Linked DNA regions of Mus musculus: region 2 is linked to region 1. A link is a loop called in an ENCODE intact Hi-C map of the cell type or tissue named here. Cell type or tissue: gastrocnemius. All regions are shown on one strand.

Region 1 (8,000 bases):
TTGACCTGCCTTGAAGAGGCCATATATCTAGATCTGGGGCTGTATAGGATCCTTGACCAGCACATGTACGGTCCTGCCTTTGATTCTCAGCACAGTTAATTAATTAAGCAGACCTAGTGGAGCTGGCCTGTAATCCCAGTTACTCAGGAGACTGAGGCAGGAGACTCCAGGTTCCAGGTTGAACTAGGCAACTCAGTTACTATCCTGTCTTAGTAAAGGTACAGAGAGGGCTGAGGGTATAATGTTAGAACATTCACCTAGCACACACCAGCGTCTTGTCAAACCCTCAATACCACACACAAATAAAGAATGGGGACGGACTTTGGAAAGCCTCAAAAATCAGACCCAGAGGGGATGGCATGATTCAGTTCCTGCCTAGTGTGCATAAGGCCTGAGGTATATTACTAGAGCTAAAATTAGAGCCAAGAAGAACCTTGTGCAGTAGGCAGTCTGGTCAGCCAGAGGTGGGGAGAAGGTAGGAGCCTGGTGGTAAATAGCAAAAGAGTTCTTGATATTCGTCTTAGAAAACCTGACTGATTCACTAGAGCACACAGAAAAGAACAACTTAAGCAAGGGAAAGCACGGGGCAAGGAGCTTGCTCTATCGTGGAGACTAACACGTGATTTGCTCTTCCTCAGGGGATCATGAGGGACCCTGTAAGTAGCCAGTACAGCTCCTTTCTTTTCTGGAGGATGCCCATCCCAGAACTGGATCTGTCGGAGCTGGAAGGCCTGGGCCTGTCAGATACACCTACCTACGAGAGCAAGGATAGCAGCAGCGTTGGCAAAATGAACGGGCAGGCATCTGGGACGGAGCAGAAGAACCCTGAAGGTGACCCCCTCCTTGAGTACAGCACCTTCAACTTCTGGAGAGCGCCTATTGCCAGCATCCACTCTGTCGACCTGGACTTGCTTTAAGGCCAAGATCTCTCTCCCACCCCGTACCTTCATTATCTTCCCTCTTAAGTCCCTTCCTCTCTAAGCCTTCCACTTTAATCTTGTTCTCTTCCCTCTATTGTGCTGGTGGTGCTGATGAATCTGCCAATTGAATTGTAGGTTTGTATGTATGTACGTACTTATTTATCTATCTATATTTATTTATTTATTTATTTATCTGCCTACTCCGTTTCTCTCAAAAGCCCTCTAGGCACAAAGTCAAGGGTTTAATCAATGGAGTACTAGATCATAGGATTTCCTCCCGTCAGCCCGGAGAATATTAACTAATCCCAGAAAAGAATCACCCTTATTTGAGGCACCACAGAGAGGTACAGTTGTGCAAAATGGGAGACCAATTATTTTGTTTGTTTGTTACATTTTAATCAACTTCAAAGATTACTTGAGCCTCCCTAATGTCCTCTACCAGGCCAGTAAGCAAATACTGCTTCAAGAAGTAATGAGAACCTGGAAGTTTTGAGACACTTTCTACAAAACAGGATTTCTAAAAGGCTAAGATAAGAAATGCTGCTGCTGCTTACAATGCATTCTCTTCCCCAGAAACACGCAGGCAGTTAAAGGTGGGAAACAAAGGAGTGGGATGAGGAAAAACATCGCACCGTTTCAGAGGTAGCTCCTTTAATATCCAGCTCTGCTTCCAGCTGTGGGTAGAAATGCTCAGAAAATCAGATTTGAGTCTTCACAGGGAAACTTCACTATGAGGATAATTCCTAAAAGACAAAAGATGTATCTGATCTAAAGAAACACCAGAGTATTATTAGGGGAATTTATATAAAATTGTGATTTTGTCATGGAACAGGCAGATGTTTTGGTCCTAAGTATTTTAGCTTTGCCTTTCTGTAGTTGCAGTATGTGATAGGAATCAGTGATTCCTGACACAGTTCTTTGGCCGCCATAAGACCGTGAAGTAAGCAGTTATGTTCAGACCCTACCCGTCCCCATTCCTTCCAAAGCTATTGCAGATGAATTGCGGAGCTGTTTATTCATTTATGGAATAAAGACGTTAAATCCTAAGTCTGGGGCTTAGTTTTTTCCATTCCAATGAAGTACTACAGATTTTACTCACACTTCCGAATCCAGCTTTCCCTTTTATCTTTTTTTCTTTCTTTTTTTTTTTAAGTGAAGCTTTTCTTTTTATTTTAAAAAGATTTACTATACTATATATGAGTACACTGTTGCACTCTTCAGACACACCAGAAGAGGGCATTGGGTCCCATTACAAGTGAGCCAACATGTGGTTGGTGGGGATTGAACTCAGGACCTCTGGAAGAGCAGTCAGTGCTCTTAACCACTGAGTCATCTCTCCAGCGCTTCCTTCTGTCTGTCTAATATTTGACTTTGAAGAACAATTTAGGATTTGGACATAGCTCAATGGTAGAAGGGCTTGCCAAGCATCTACAAGGCCCTGCTAGGGTTCCCCTGTAAGCAGCCAGTGCTCAGAGATTAGCCACGCCCCCCAGCCCATTATTAACTTTTAAATTTGTGTGGTTTTCTTCGGAGGCGGGCCTTGAACTCAGAGAAATCCACCTGACTCTGCTGGACTCTGCTAGGGTGGGCCTAGCACTTTGGTATTAAATTAGGAGACCTGTGCCTCCTGCTGTGATCAAAGGCGTGTTTGTTATTATTACTGATTTTAATTTTTAGTGTGCATTGGTGTTTTGCCTAAATGTATGCTTGCTTGTGTGAGGGTGTCAGATCTTGGAGTTAAAGGCAGTTGTAAGCTGCAATGTGGGTGCTGGGAATTGAACTGGGGTCTCCTAAGGCATTGCTCCAGCGTCCTGTTATTGATTTTTGAAAGGTTTTCTCCGAGCTTTCTCTCGGTCCTTATATCAGTTAAAATGGTGAACAGAAACCAAGATAGACTGGTAAATGAAAGACATGCAATTTCATGTCCCATCCTATTCTAGTCTTCCCCCCAAAAGTTCAGGGGTTCTTTCCTGACCTATATTCAGGACACTGGGAAAGTGTCCGGTCAGACAGGAGTGCATAACCAGAAGGTCCCGAATAGCGGAAGCAAGATTCTCCCCCAACCCTCAAGTTAGCCCGGCGTTGAACCAGCAGGAAGGTAGAGTGCGGACGCCAACACGCACCAGTAACCAGTTCCTCCGAGCGCTGCACTGGTTGGCGCCAAAACTACCATCTGCGTCCGTCCCCTGCCGGAACTATCCCTCACGTAAGCCACGTAATCGGTGATCCTGCGCCTCGCTAAGTAGTCCCGCTCAGGATGCCCGCGGTATACGTTTTTCCAGCTCACGAGGTCCTCAGTAGGAAGGAGTCGGACTCAGAGGTGCGTTGAGGTCCTGAGAGAAGGGCAAAGTGGCTCCGCTAACCCATTTCCTTCAGATTCCTCCGCCAGGACGTATAGTCACAGCGCCTTCACTTCCGGGTCCGCCATTTTATTGCCTCCATTTCTCCGTGAGGGGGGGTAAGGGCCCCCCCAAATATGCATATGTGAAAAGGCCGAAAAGTGAGGCCGCTGGCAAGGAGTCTTAACTAGAGAAAGAAACGGGACCAAACTGGCGGGCCCAGTGAGAGCGAAGCCGGCAGCGCTCCGGAATAGGTGAGGGGGAAAGGACACGCAGGGTTCCGGAGCTTCCGAACTGCGATGCAAGGGGCAGTGATAAGTGGCCGGCCCAGCCCGGCCAGGACCTGTGGGCGCCGGCCTGCACACTGCCGGAGCGGGGGTGGCGGCGGGGGGGAGAGGGACCAAGAGGAAGGGGATGCTGTCGGGAGGAAGGGGAGGGGACTGGGAGGTGAAGGGGGTGGGTGGAAGACCTGGGGCTGGGGAGCTGGACTCCGGGAAGCCAAGGCCACATGGGGTGACCACGAGGGGGCGGTGTGGCGCAGGAGTCCGGGCTGCCACTACAGACTGGGGCTCCCACTTGCAAGTTGGCGCCCCTGAGTTTGGCAGAGTGCTGATGTCAAAAACTGAGGGATATGTGACTAGGGAGGAAGTGGGAACTGGACTTTTCAAGGTCCAGTAATAACGTGAAACTTTAGTAAGTTCATAATGTGAACAAGAGCAGTCATGGACTTATATCCAGTTCTCAACACAGATGCTTGTACAGCTGGCCTCCCAGTGGGAATGTGTGGGGGGTGAGGGGGGGGAGAAAAAGAAAAAAAAGTACAGACCGAGAATTCTTCAATTGCTTTCTTTCTTAGCGTGCACCTCTTGTCACAGATTTCCTCCAGGAATTCTGCTGTCTCCCTCTTCCTATAAAGGATTTTCTCTAGTTTCCAATCCAATATTTGGGTCTTACTATGTAGTTTGGATTGGCTGCCTCACAGCGATTCTCTAACCTTAGCCCCTGGAGTGTTGGAATTACTGAGGTGAGCCATGTTTTTTGTACATGCTTTGCAAAGAACAAACCACCACACCCAAATGATAAACAAAAGTTATTATTCTTTGGTAATGGGCTGCTTTGTCAAGTGCTCAGGCACTCCATGGTTATTAAAATATTTATTGAAAGTTCTGAACACTAAGTACTCAGTGCTTGAGAAGAGGAGAGAGAAAGATCCAGGTGTTCAAGGCCAGCCTGTGCTACTTGACCCAGAAAGGTCTCCTGGTCTTGTTTTGTATTTTATTGGCTTCCTATTCCTAGGAGGCAGGGTTGGGAGTATAGCTCAGAGGCAAGTGTGAATGTAGCATGCCTGTGGCCCTGGATTCAACTCCTAGCACAGAGGGACTAGGAAGAGAATTTAGAAAAATCTTAGGATACACACTAGACAAACGCTCATGTGAAGTTTATGTGGATGCATATCCAGTAAGGGAGAACAGTTCCCCTCTGTAGCATTCAGAACCATGGGGTTGTATAGGTTGGGCAGGTGGAACTTAGCATATAAAGCCAGCGAGACTGACAGTCTTGAGTTTGATCCACAGAGTTGAAGGAGAGAACCAACTCCTGCGAGTTGTCCTGTGGCTTCCACATGCTATGGTGAGTGAATACACACAGAAACACACACAAGCTAATTAGTTAATTTCAATTGCCTATGTTATTCTCTGGTCTTAGGGTTCTACCAGCCTTTATGTATGGGGAGCTAGAAGAATGACCCACCAGTCTCCCCATAATGCTTTTTATTTAAAATACTTTATTACATTTTGTGTATGTGTGCTCACTTACACACATACCATGACTTTCATGCATGTGGAGATCAGAGGACAACTTAGAGGATGTGGGAGCCGGGCGTGGTGGCGCACGCCTTTAATCCCAGCACTCGGGAGGCAGAGGCAGGCGATTTTCTGAGTTCGAGGCCAGCCTGGTCTACAGAGTGAGTTCCAGGACAGCCAGGACTACACAGAGAAACCCTGTCTCGGAAAAAACAAAAAAGAGAGGATGTGGGAACTGGGGATCCATCAGGACACCAGGTTGGCAGCAGATATGTTCACCCACCAAGCCGTATATAGACCTCACTGATCTCCAAAATCATCGTCTTGCAAATGCATTTTAATCTAGGTAGATGCTATAGGTTAAATCAGGAGTGACAGGGCAGGAAAGAAGGCATGTCAGAAGTCATGTCCCTGTCAAGTAACCAAATATAAGAACTGTTTTCCCATAATTCTTGGCATCGGTTACTTTTACAAGGTCCGGCACAAGCAACTGCCCTCCTTTGTTGGTTTGAAACATGGTCTTATGACACTTAGGCCAACGTCAACTCATCATCATCCTGATTTAGTCTCCCAGAGTGCTGCGGTCACAGGCAGATGTTGTCAGGCCCGGCGTGACTTCATTTTCATCGTGACACACCTGCTCATGCTTGTTTCTAAAGAGTTTTCTCTGAAGACAGCTTTGATATGCCTGGTGCTTTGATCTCAACTATTCCTCATCACATGATGCTCTGTCCAGATTGGTCTGATCCGATCCCACGTTAGGAGAATGATGTCTAGAGTTAGTACCAATAAAGCCTTCAGAACCACATTTAAGCAAGAGGTGTAGAAGGAGTGGCTTTTAGGTCAGTCCTGCCTGGAGTCTGTTCTTGTCTTTGAGTTCCATATCCTCTGTGGGTCAGAGAAGTCCTAGCAACTCAGAAATGTTGCTCTCTGTCTTTTGTTGTATTTCTACAGAATATTGACAGCCAACAATTAAAATGCTTCATAGAAGCACAGTCAACAAGAACAAAAATTTTAATGAAAATTAGCTTGAAAGTTAAGCATTGTTTATAGGGTTCTCCATGAGTGATCAGTGTCCAATATCCTTTCATTATTAGGAGGCGCTGCTTGGAGTGTGGATTGGGAGGGCATGTCTAATTATCTTTGTTTAAAGAGAATAACTAGTCAGCACAATTAGGAGCACGTGAGCCCAGGCCTGGAAAAGGAAGCACCACTAACAATTGTTTAGGGCCCCACCACCTTAGGTCCCAAGCAGTTATCTCTTAAACCTTGCATCTTAGAAATACAGCAGGTACATGAATATCTTTTTTTTTTTTTTTTTTTTTTTTTTTTTTTTTTTTTTGGTTTTTCGAGACAGGGTTTCTCTGTGTAGCCCTGGCTGTTGTCCTGGAACTCACTCTGTAGACCAGGCTGGCCTCAAACTCAGAAATCCACCTGCCTCTGCTTCCCAAGTGTTGGGATTAAAAGCATGCACCACCACTGCCCAGCTTGTACATGAGTATCTTTATCATGTAAAAGAGCCAGCAACATTTAGCATCATTACACAGAAGAACTATGCAGAAATTCTCTCTGTATGTTAGCTCAGCGTATACCCATTTAAAAAAAAAATCTATAACTTTCCTGGCCTACTGCATCAATAAAAGCAAACATTAGGCCTTCACAAATATAGTAAGAGTTATAGACTCATTTCTTTAATTGTGGGGCCAACAGATGGAGACCCAGGTTTTAAAAAGCAGAATCACTCAAATGGCATGCTTTACGTATGAGTGTTCTTTCTGCATGTATACCTGCATGTCAGAAGAGAGCATCAGATCCCATTATAGATGGTTGTGAGCCATTTTGAGTCATGTGATTTCTGGGAATTGAACTCAGAACCTTTGGAAGAGCAGCTAGTACTCATAACTGCTGAGCCACCCCTCCAGTCTCGAACAGTATTTGATTTTATTTGTGTGCTTGTGGGTGTGAATGCACACATAATTGTGGTGCATGTCTAGAAGCCAAAGGACAGTTTTTCTGAGTCCAGTCTCTTCTGCCATAGGGGTTCAAGAGATCGAACTCAGTTCCATTAGGCTTGGTGGCTTTTACCCACTGAGCCTTCTTTTCTGCCAGTGAACAGTGCTGGTTAAAATACCAGAAACAAGCTAGGTTTGGTGGCGCATGTCCTTAGCCCCAGCACTTGGAGAGTAGAGGCAGGAGATCTCTGAATTCAAGGCCATCAAGGGCTACATGTGAAACTTTGGCCTTTGAAACCAAACAAGAAAAGCCCAGAAATGTCAATAGAATTTCATTGACTATCCTACATGTTGACAGTCCAGACATAATGCAGATTGCATAATAGAGAACACTTAATGGTCATCTATGAGTGCATCAACTGCTCTTAATCTCCAAGCCATCTCTCCAGTCCCAGTATGCATTTTACTTTTAATTATGTGCATGCGTTAATGTGTGCTTGTATAGTGAGCAGTTAGCTCACTAAAGTATAAAATCCTGTTAATTTTATAATGTACATATATACCTAGTTATTAAAATATCCACTTTCTAGATTCAAGAGATGGCTCAGAGGTACTGCTTTTGGTTCCGAATACGGTGGCTCAAGTCCACCTGTAACTGCAGCTTCAAGAGACAGATTTCCCTTCTGGCCTCTAAGAACACACACCCACACATATCATGAACACACAATTTTAAGAATAAATACTTGGGGGCTGGTGAGATGGCTCAGTGGGTAAGAGCACCCGACTGCTCTTCCGAAGGTCAGGAGTTCAAATCCCAGCAACCACATGGTGGCTCACAACCATCCGTAACGAGATCTGGCGCCCTCTTCTGGAGTGTCTGAAGACAGCTTCAGTGTACTTACATATAATAAATAAATCTTAAAAAAAAAAAAAAAAAAAAAAAAAAAAGAATAAATACTTAAAAGATAAAATTTCCACCCCTATGTC
Region 2 (8,000 bases), 600 kb before region 1:
GCTATTGCTCAACCAAATCAAAATGGAGTCACATTAAAGGCCTACGTGATCAAGTGAAACTTGTTTATTTTAATCTCCCAAGAAACCAGTAAAGAGGTAAGAGTGAAATCTCCAAGCAGGTCATTTTCAGCTGGTATGATAAGGAAGTCCTGCTTTTAACCTTGGAAGGAAAATAACTTGAAAACAATCTGCTGTTAGTTGTTCCTTCTTTCCACAGCTCTTTTCTATTTGGAATACCAAACTTCCATTCAGCTCATCAGAATGTTCATTGCAGAGAATGAGAACTTGATTGTAGGATCATTAAGGTCTTTAAAAGTGTTGTAAAATTTAAAACAAGATTTATTAATAAATATGTATATGAGTACACTGTAGCTATACAGATGGCTGTGAGCCTTCATGTGGTTGTTGGAAACTGAATTTTAGGACCTCTGTCTATGGTGATTCCGTGTGTGAGCTAAGTGTGTCTGGAACAGGATCAAGCTGGCTTTCCTTATTGAGGAGCAGAAAATTGTGGTGAAAGCACAAGTACAGAGTCAGAAAGCAAAATAAATATGCAGCTTTTTATAAGTAATAAAAATCAAAGCTTGGAAGAAAGAAAGAGAATCCAAAGTGCAGACAGGCTTTTAAATCTCAGCACTTTGGCAGGGCAGTAGTGGCTCACACCTTTAATTTCAGCGCTTGGGAGACAGAGGCAGGTGGATTTCCGAGTTCAAGGCCAGCCTGGTCTACAGAGTTCCAGGACAGCCAAGACTGCACAGAGAAACCCTGTCTCGGAAAACCAAAACAAACAAACAAACAACAACAACAAAAAACCCACCTCAGCACTTGGAAGGCAAGGAGATAGGATCTCCTGAATTGGAGGCCAGACTCTACAGAGCAAGTTTCAGGATAGCCAGGGCTACACAGAGAAACTTTAGCTCAAAAGAAACAAAAACAAACCCAAAGTCAGTACAGTGGCTTTCAATGCCCTACATGAGCCCTCTTTGCTTCTCACCTCTTCTGTCTCTTATCTTAGTGGCTTTCTCATCCTCTGCCAGTCACACTGGCTTCCTTCTTCTTCCTCTAAAATGTTTCAACAGTCCTGGTTTAGGGACTCAGCACTTGGTGTTCTTTTGCCAGCTCTTCTTCCCTCCCCTCATATGTGCTTGGTTGCTTTTTTCTCAATCTCTTTTTAAAAACTGGATCACACCATTATTCATATACACAGTCTTTCTCCTTTAATCTTACTCCATACCTCTTTATGACTCCTTACTCCCTGACACATGCTTGTGGTTTGGTCCTGATACCAAATCAAGGCGGAGTAATTTTTGTCTGCTTTGCCATCATTTCCCTAATCCTAAAACAGTTCTTGGCACAGAGATATTAATTTTAAATGATGAAACAGGCTCCTTGCCTCAAAAACCTTTCCGTTGAGTTGGCATAATTAAAATGAAGTTCCTGTGTTCAATAGGAATACATGAACGTCCAATCTTCTCAAAAGATTCACACAGGCAGATGAGAATGTAATGGTTAATTTTTTAAAAAGATTTTCTTTATTATTATATCTAAGTACACTGTAGCTGTCTTCAGACACACCAGAGAGGGCGTCAGATCTTATTAAGGATGATTGTGAGCCACCATGTGGTTGCTGGGATTTTAACTCAGGACCTTTGGAAGAGCAGTCAGTGCTCCTACGTGCTGAGCCATCTCTCCAGCCCATAATGGTTAATTTGAGGCTGTGCTAATAAACACAATACTCAAGACTCTTGTAAACTGTAACGCACAGGGCAGTGGTGGTGCACGTCTTTAATCCCAGCACTTGGGAGGCAGAGGCAGGTGGATTTCTGAGTTCGAGGCCAGCCTGGTCTACAGAGTGAGTTCCAGGACGGCCAGGGCTACACAGAAAAACCTTGTCTCGAAAAAACAAAAACAAACCTATAACGCATTACGAAATTGTGATGTTACTACCTAGCAAAGAAGCCACACCTTGTCAATTACTCTTTCCTCGCTTCGAAGACTTTTCAGAGAAATTTTCGTTTAACTTTTATTCCCTCTTTCTAGAATGCAGTCGGTCGGCTGGCTGTGAACGGTGTCATCGCAGTCGGGCGTGTAGCATAGGTTAGTCAAGGAGTGCCTAGAGAACAGCTAACAGGGCCTGACGCATGCGCGTCTTCCCCCACTCCGCAAGACGTGCCAGCCATTTTGTCGCGTGTAGGTCCCCGATGGCGGGGTGGCAGGGAACGCAGCTGCAGCTGTCAAAAACAGTAGCCACAGAACGGTGGGCATTTCCCATCCTAGTGTGAATTAAAGGCTCCCAGGGAGCAACCCCGCCATGAAGCCAAAAGCAGGGCCGAGCACTGAACTGGGGTCTAGTAACGTCCTAGGCTCCGGAGCGCCTCAATCCTGCCTCCCCAGGTTTTCCTCCCAACCCGCTAGGCGCAGACCTAACGCGCAGGCGCACAGAGAGACGCAGCGCCTCCTCCGCCTTCAGGTCCCGACGCGCTTCTCCGACCCCCTTCCCTGATTGGTCGAATCGCAGCGCCATCACGCCCCCTCGGCCCCCGTGCTCAAGATTGAGGAGGAAGCGGAGGGGCGGGGCTTCCGTGCGCGTGCGCATTTCTTCTGCTGGTCTATTGCTGCTATTGCGTTGCAAAAAAAAAAAAAAAAAAGAAAAAAGAAAAAAAAAAAAAAGAAAAGAAAAAAAAAAAAAGAAAGAAAATTTTCTGCCTAGGTAGCTTTGGGCCTTTCCTGTGGTAGAAAATCTAAAGGCAAAGCTCTCTGCAGCCGAAGGGACGGCGGAGTAGCGTTTCGTCTTCGGTACCAAGGCCGCCCTGGGCTCACCGGAATTTGGCCAACGGGATGAGGGAAGGGCCTTAAGAGTTGAGGAGCGTAGAGGCTAAAAGCCTTAGTTGTCGGCGCCGTCGCAGGTTCTGTCTCCTCCGTAGTCGTCTCCCGACTCCCGGTTTAAACACCACCCCCGAGCCATACTGACAGTCCTCCGCGGCCGCGGCCCCTCCTCGCAGCGTGTGGGAGCCGCCAGCGCGCCCAGCAGCTAGCCCTCCTGCCGCCAGAGGAGCCTAGCGCGTGCAGCGTCCCCACCCCCTGGCCGCCCTCCCCTCCTGCTGCTTTCACGCACTCGCACTGATTGTTTTGCCCGCTCCCGCCGCCGCCGCCGCCGCCGCCGCCAGAGGACCAGAGGCGCTTGTGCAAACCGGGGAAGATGGCGGCCGGCGGCGGCGGAGGCAGCAGTAAGGCCTCCTCCTCGTCGGCCTCGTCCGCAGGGGCCCTGGAGTCTTCGTTGGATCGAAAATTCCAGTCGGTGACCAACACCATGGAATCCATTCAAGGCTTGTCGTCCTGGTGTATAGAAAACAAGAAACACCACAGTACAATCGTCTACCATTGGATGAAGTGGCTCCGGAGATGTGAGTGTGGGGGCGACTAGGAAGGGGGAGGCTGGAGAGATGGAGAAAATGCGGCCCCCAAAACACTCTGGGGTTTGCCCACCGAGCTGCTGCATTCAGTTGGGGTTCACATTAAAGATCGGGCGCGAGTGTTCCCTAGCCCAGACTCCATCCTAGGCACGGTTGCCCTGCTCTGCAGGGGGCTCATTGCTTGGAATTTTTCAGCCTCACATTTGGCGTGACCTTGGGCCGTTGGGCCTAGACCCGTAGAGATTTTCGCGTTTCCTTCCGAGCCCTGGAAGGTGTGTTGTTGATTATCCTGAACCTTCACGGAAATGGTCGCGTCCGTTTATTTCTTACAGGCCTTGACGTGTTAATGATCTCTGGGTTTCCTGTTGGCTAGTCAAGCCATGGTTTAAGCTGTCCACTTCCCTGAAATATGTTAGACCAGGCAGTGTTTTCCGCCGACGTGAAACTTGGGATATGTCTAGAAAGGGGCCTTCTCTTGATGACTGTGGGTGAAACTTGGCGTGTGTTTTAAGGAGGCTTTCCCTGGATGAATGTGAAGCAATAGGAACTCTACAGAGCTGTGAGGCGACCACCTGTTTTCCTTTTACCTGTGTTTGCAACACTAAAATACAGACCACGGGATACTGACGAGACACAACTGCGAGACTGTAATCATCATTGGTACCGAAGTATAAAATATATCCGGCCACTTTTTAATCTCCTGAAGCACACTTTACAGAATTGAGTTTGTTTGCATAGGCAATCAAAATGGGAAATGTGAATTTTAAAATATATTTATCTGTTTTAGATATAACCCCCATCTCAAGTATACTTTTTTTTTTCAACCTGTGTGGTTCTCCCCACAACACTGCTTTAATACAGAAAAGAGGTCTTCTAAAATATGAATTGTTAAACTGGGCGTGGTGGCCCATGTCGTTTCAGAGGCTGAGGCAGGAGGATTGCTGAAAGTTTGAGGCCAGCTTGTTCTACCCAGTAAATTTTAAGCAATTATAACCCCAACTCCATACATATTTATTCAAGTTGTTTGCTTCCTATCTATATAGCCTCTTGCCAGTGGTACTCAGTTAACAGTTTTCTTATTCCATGTCTGTCTTCGCTTCTATAATATTTTTTGAGTTTACTTGTTAGTGAACAAGTGGATAAAACTTCAAAATTATAGGCCCCAAATTTAAAATCTTTTGTATTTAAGACAGTTGTTCTGTGGTTCTTTGAAATATACTGTTGAGAAGGATATTCGAGAGAAAGGACAGGATTAGCTAGTCTTTTTTATTATTATTATTATTATCATTTTGGTCTTTTGAGACAGGGTTTCTCTGTATAGCCCTGGCTGTCCTGGAACTCACTCTGTAGACCAGGCTGGCCTCGAACTCAGAAATCCACCTGCCTCTGCCTCCCGAGTGCTGGGATCAAAGGCGTGCGCCACCACACCCGGCTTAGTCTTTATTTATTATTGTCAGATTTTTTGTTTGTTTGTTTACTTCTTGCCAAGAGGTTAAACTAGAATCTGCAATATCTGTCACCTTCAAAGACTCACATATTATGTATCTGCCACATGCCAGCCATTTCCTTAGTCCTTCTAATATACTTTATAGTCTGTTGAATTGCATATGAGGAACCTAGGGCTCAGAAATGTCAGGTTGCGAAAGGTTACTCAGTAAAGCGATGTGGTTAAGGTTGGGCTCTGTTGTTAGCTTTGTGAGATGGTGCTTGGTGTATTGAGTGTATCAGTGTAGTAAGCAGTGCTGATGTGGGGACATCTTCCACCGTTTTAAATCATTTTACCAAACTATGAAGCATTTTTACATTCCTTACTGTTGGTCTCCAGTGTTTTAACCCTGTGGTTATATATTTTCAAGAATAAGTTGGCCCCTATCTCTGCGTTGTGGGATCACAAGTGACAATTACACTTTTTTTTTTCTAGTCAGGCATAATGAGAAATGCTAGGACCAGAATTTTCCCTGTCTTTGTTGTTGTTTGTGTCTGAGTTTATTTCCTTTGTTGGTACTAAGAGTAGGAGGGTAATTTTTTTATCTGAAAAGTGGATTCTACATAATTTAAATGAAGTGAAATGTATTTGACTTTTTAAAGCCTGCTATCAGTTTCATAGTGGAGTGAAACTTAAACTTTCTAAAATGGCTAAGAATAATTTGTGGACATTTGTGTTTACAGGTGATAAATATCTACCTCAGGAATAAAGCCAGAGTGGTGAAGGCTAGGATGCAAATGGCTGTTGTATTAGGCCAGTATTTTCACCTAATGTTTAGACCTTCACAGAGTTGCTAAGTTTGCTCAAGCATTCCCAGTCTTTCTGTCCATTTCCCTGAGGCTACTCTTGCTTCTTCCTTTTCCTATGACATCCATTATTTAGTCATTTAGGTCTTGGTTAAATGTAAGTGACTGTACTAGAGATATCAGGAGATGTTTTCTTTTTTGTTTGTTTGTTTGGAGACAGGGTTTCTCTGTATAGTTCTGGCTGTCCTGGAACTCACTCTGTAAACCAGGCTGGCCTCGAACTCAGAACTCAGAAATTCGCCTGCCTCTGCCTCCCAAGTGCTGGGATGAAAGGCATGCACCACCACTCCTGGCAGGAGATGTTTTCTTTCTGTTATTTTGTGGTATATCTAATTCTGTGCAAACACCACCATTGAGCTACACCACCAGAGGGGTTTTCGTTGAATTATGGTGTGTAATACTAGTAACGGGCTTTTTATTCATTGTAAAGGAAAGCCTTTAATGAGCAAGCATGCTTCCTGAAGATGCATTCCATAGGCAGGCTCCGCTGGTTTCATCTAGGCATGTCTGTAACAGTCATTAGCTTCTGTCAGTCTGGGTTACCCTGACTGGTTTGGTATTTAGTATGTAGCCCACATTAGGCTTCAGCCCAAGCATCTTCCTCTCAGCCTTCCTGTTGCTCGCCTTGTAGCTATTCACTGCTTATTCGGCAGCCATGATTTTCTCAAGTGGTCTTTCTATGGTATGAACAGATATTATGCCTCTACTATCTATCTATGTATCCATCCATCCATCCATCCATTTAGAGACAGGGTCCCTCTGTAGTCCTGGCTTTCCTTGAACTTGTTATATAGACCAGGCTGGTGAATTAAAAGAGATGAGACTATTTCTGCCTTCCGAGTGCTGGGTTAAAGATACCGGCTGCCATGCCCAGCTCATGCTTCTACTTTCTAACCTTTCAGTGATCTCCTGTTGTAGTAGGGTTAGGTTATACCTTTTTGTACTGTGGTCTCTTCAAGAGCCTGTCTTACCTGTACTGCCTGCTTCTCAGGCTTCTTCAGAATCTGCCACCTTCTCACTAGATCTCATCGCAAACGTTCCCTCCTCAGGATGGCCTTCTCTGATTACCTTCAATTGCTTTTATATCTTTTTTTTTTTTTTTTGGTTTTTTGGGACAGAATTTCTCTGTATAGCCCTGGCTGTCCTGGAACTCACTCTGTAGACCAGGCTGGCCTCGAACTCAGAAATCCGCCTGCCTCTGCCTCCCAAGTGCTGGCATTAAAGGCGTGTGCCACCATTGCCCGGCATATCTTCCCTTTCTTGTTTTCCTCCCCCCCCCCCCCCCCCAAGACAGGGTCTTACTATGTAGCTTTCTGGCTGTCCAGGAACTCACTATGTAGACCAGGGTGTCCTAAAACTCAAAGATACGGCTCCTCTACCTCCTGTGTGATGGGATTAAAGGTGTGCTCCACCATACCAGACAGACATCTTTTATTTTATTTTTTTTTCCCAGCACGATAAATTACTGTATTGATTTGTCATGTCTTTATTGCTTGTTTATCTCAAATGTCAGGTTGTGTCTTGTTTACCTCTCTATCCTAAACCACGTGATACAGATCAGTAACTATTTGCCAAAATAATGTTGTAAAATGGCTAATAAAATTCTTGTTTCTGGCTTGGTGGCACATATCTGCAGTTGTGGCAGGCACTTGGGATTCTGAGGCAGAAGGAGTATAAGTTTGAAGCCAACCTGGGCTATTCTGTCATAAACTCCCACCCCAAAAATCTTGAACAATTTTTTTAAATTCCTTTTAATGAAAATATTTATAATTTAGTGAAACTGTGGGGATTGCTTGTCTGCTGTTTCAGGATATGGCTTTAAAAGGAGTTATGTGTAATTTAACCAGGTTATCTTTTTCATACTTCACTTTTCTCTCCCAATTTTAGTGTAAAACAAAGTCAGCATAGGAAGGTAGAAGAATCCAGGCTTTAGGTTTAGAGTTAGGCTGAGGTCTTGGCCCATTTCTTCATCCTGGGTGTGCTATGCATAGAACTCAATGCTAGGGTGGGAGCACGGTGCTCTAGTAGAGTTTATGACCTGGGTTTAAGGAGAGAATGCGTGGATCTTAGTATATATAGAGTTAACCTACAGAAATGTTAATTGTTTACTACGGAGACCCTGAACATTCAGCAGAGTTCCAGGAAAGCTCTGCTTAGAGTCCAGGGCTGGGGTCACCCAGTCAGTGAGAGAGAACTGGATCAGCTTCTCAGTAAGTTAGGAGGTGCTCTGAACAACCAGCGGAACAGAATAAAGATGCTGTATCCCGAAACCTCTATTTCTTTTTGTTTTGTTTT

What was found. A loop is a pair of places that touch in the nucleus more often than their neighbours do. Peaks named below come from ENCODE experiments on the same cell type or tissue, not always from the same donor. Only the 100,000 strongest peaks of a DNase experiment are listed, where the experiment ranks them.
Region 2: a loop joins it to region 1, with 11 times the contacts of the local background. A loop is called at or near these places in 2 of 42 quality-filtered maps.

The regions. Positions count from the first base shown.
Region 1 is chr3:95,213,102-95,221,101 of GRCm38, reverse strand. Gabpb2 (GA repeat binding protein, beta 2) reads left to right here and starts at 3,160. Exons shown (of 10, transcript NM_029885.1): 1 at 3,160-3,513; 2 at 4,834-4,888. Mllt11 (myeloid/lymphoid or mixed-lineage leukemia; translocated to, 11) reads left to right here. Exons shown (of 2, transcript NM_019914.4): 2 at 639-2,558. The coding sequence starts at 645. The coding sequence ends at 917. Gm16740 (predicted gene, 16740) reads right to left here and starts at 3,645. Exons shown (of 4, transcript NR_108026.1): 1 at 3,044-3,645; 2 at 1,553-1,663. In gastrocnemius, a CTCF peak has its summit at 7,915 (motif pointing left); DNase peaks (open chromatin) are centred at 2,416, 3,147, 3,331 and 3,768; H3K4me3 peaks cover 2,060 bases; H3K27ac peaks cover 3,150 bases.
Region 2 is chr3:95,813,951-95,821,950 of GRCm38, reverse strand. Rprd2 (regulation of nuclear pre-mRNA domain containing 2) reads left to right here and starts at 2,998. Exons shown (of 11, transcript NM_001368178.1): 1 at 2,998-3,404. The coding sequence starts at 3,200. It overlaps Gm29948 (a long non-coding RNA gene), which reads right to left and starts at 3,071. Exons shown (of 2, transcript XR_375854.4): 1 at 2,821-3,071; 2 at 50-2,231. In gastrocnemius, CTCF peaks have their summits at 1,575 and 3,018; DNase peaks (open chromatin) are centred at 2,182, 2,520, 3,000 and 3,546; H3K4me3 peaks cover 4,056 bases; H3K27ac peaks cover 4,732 bases.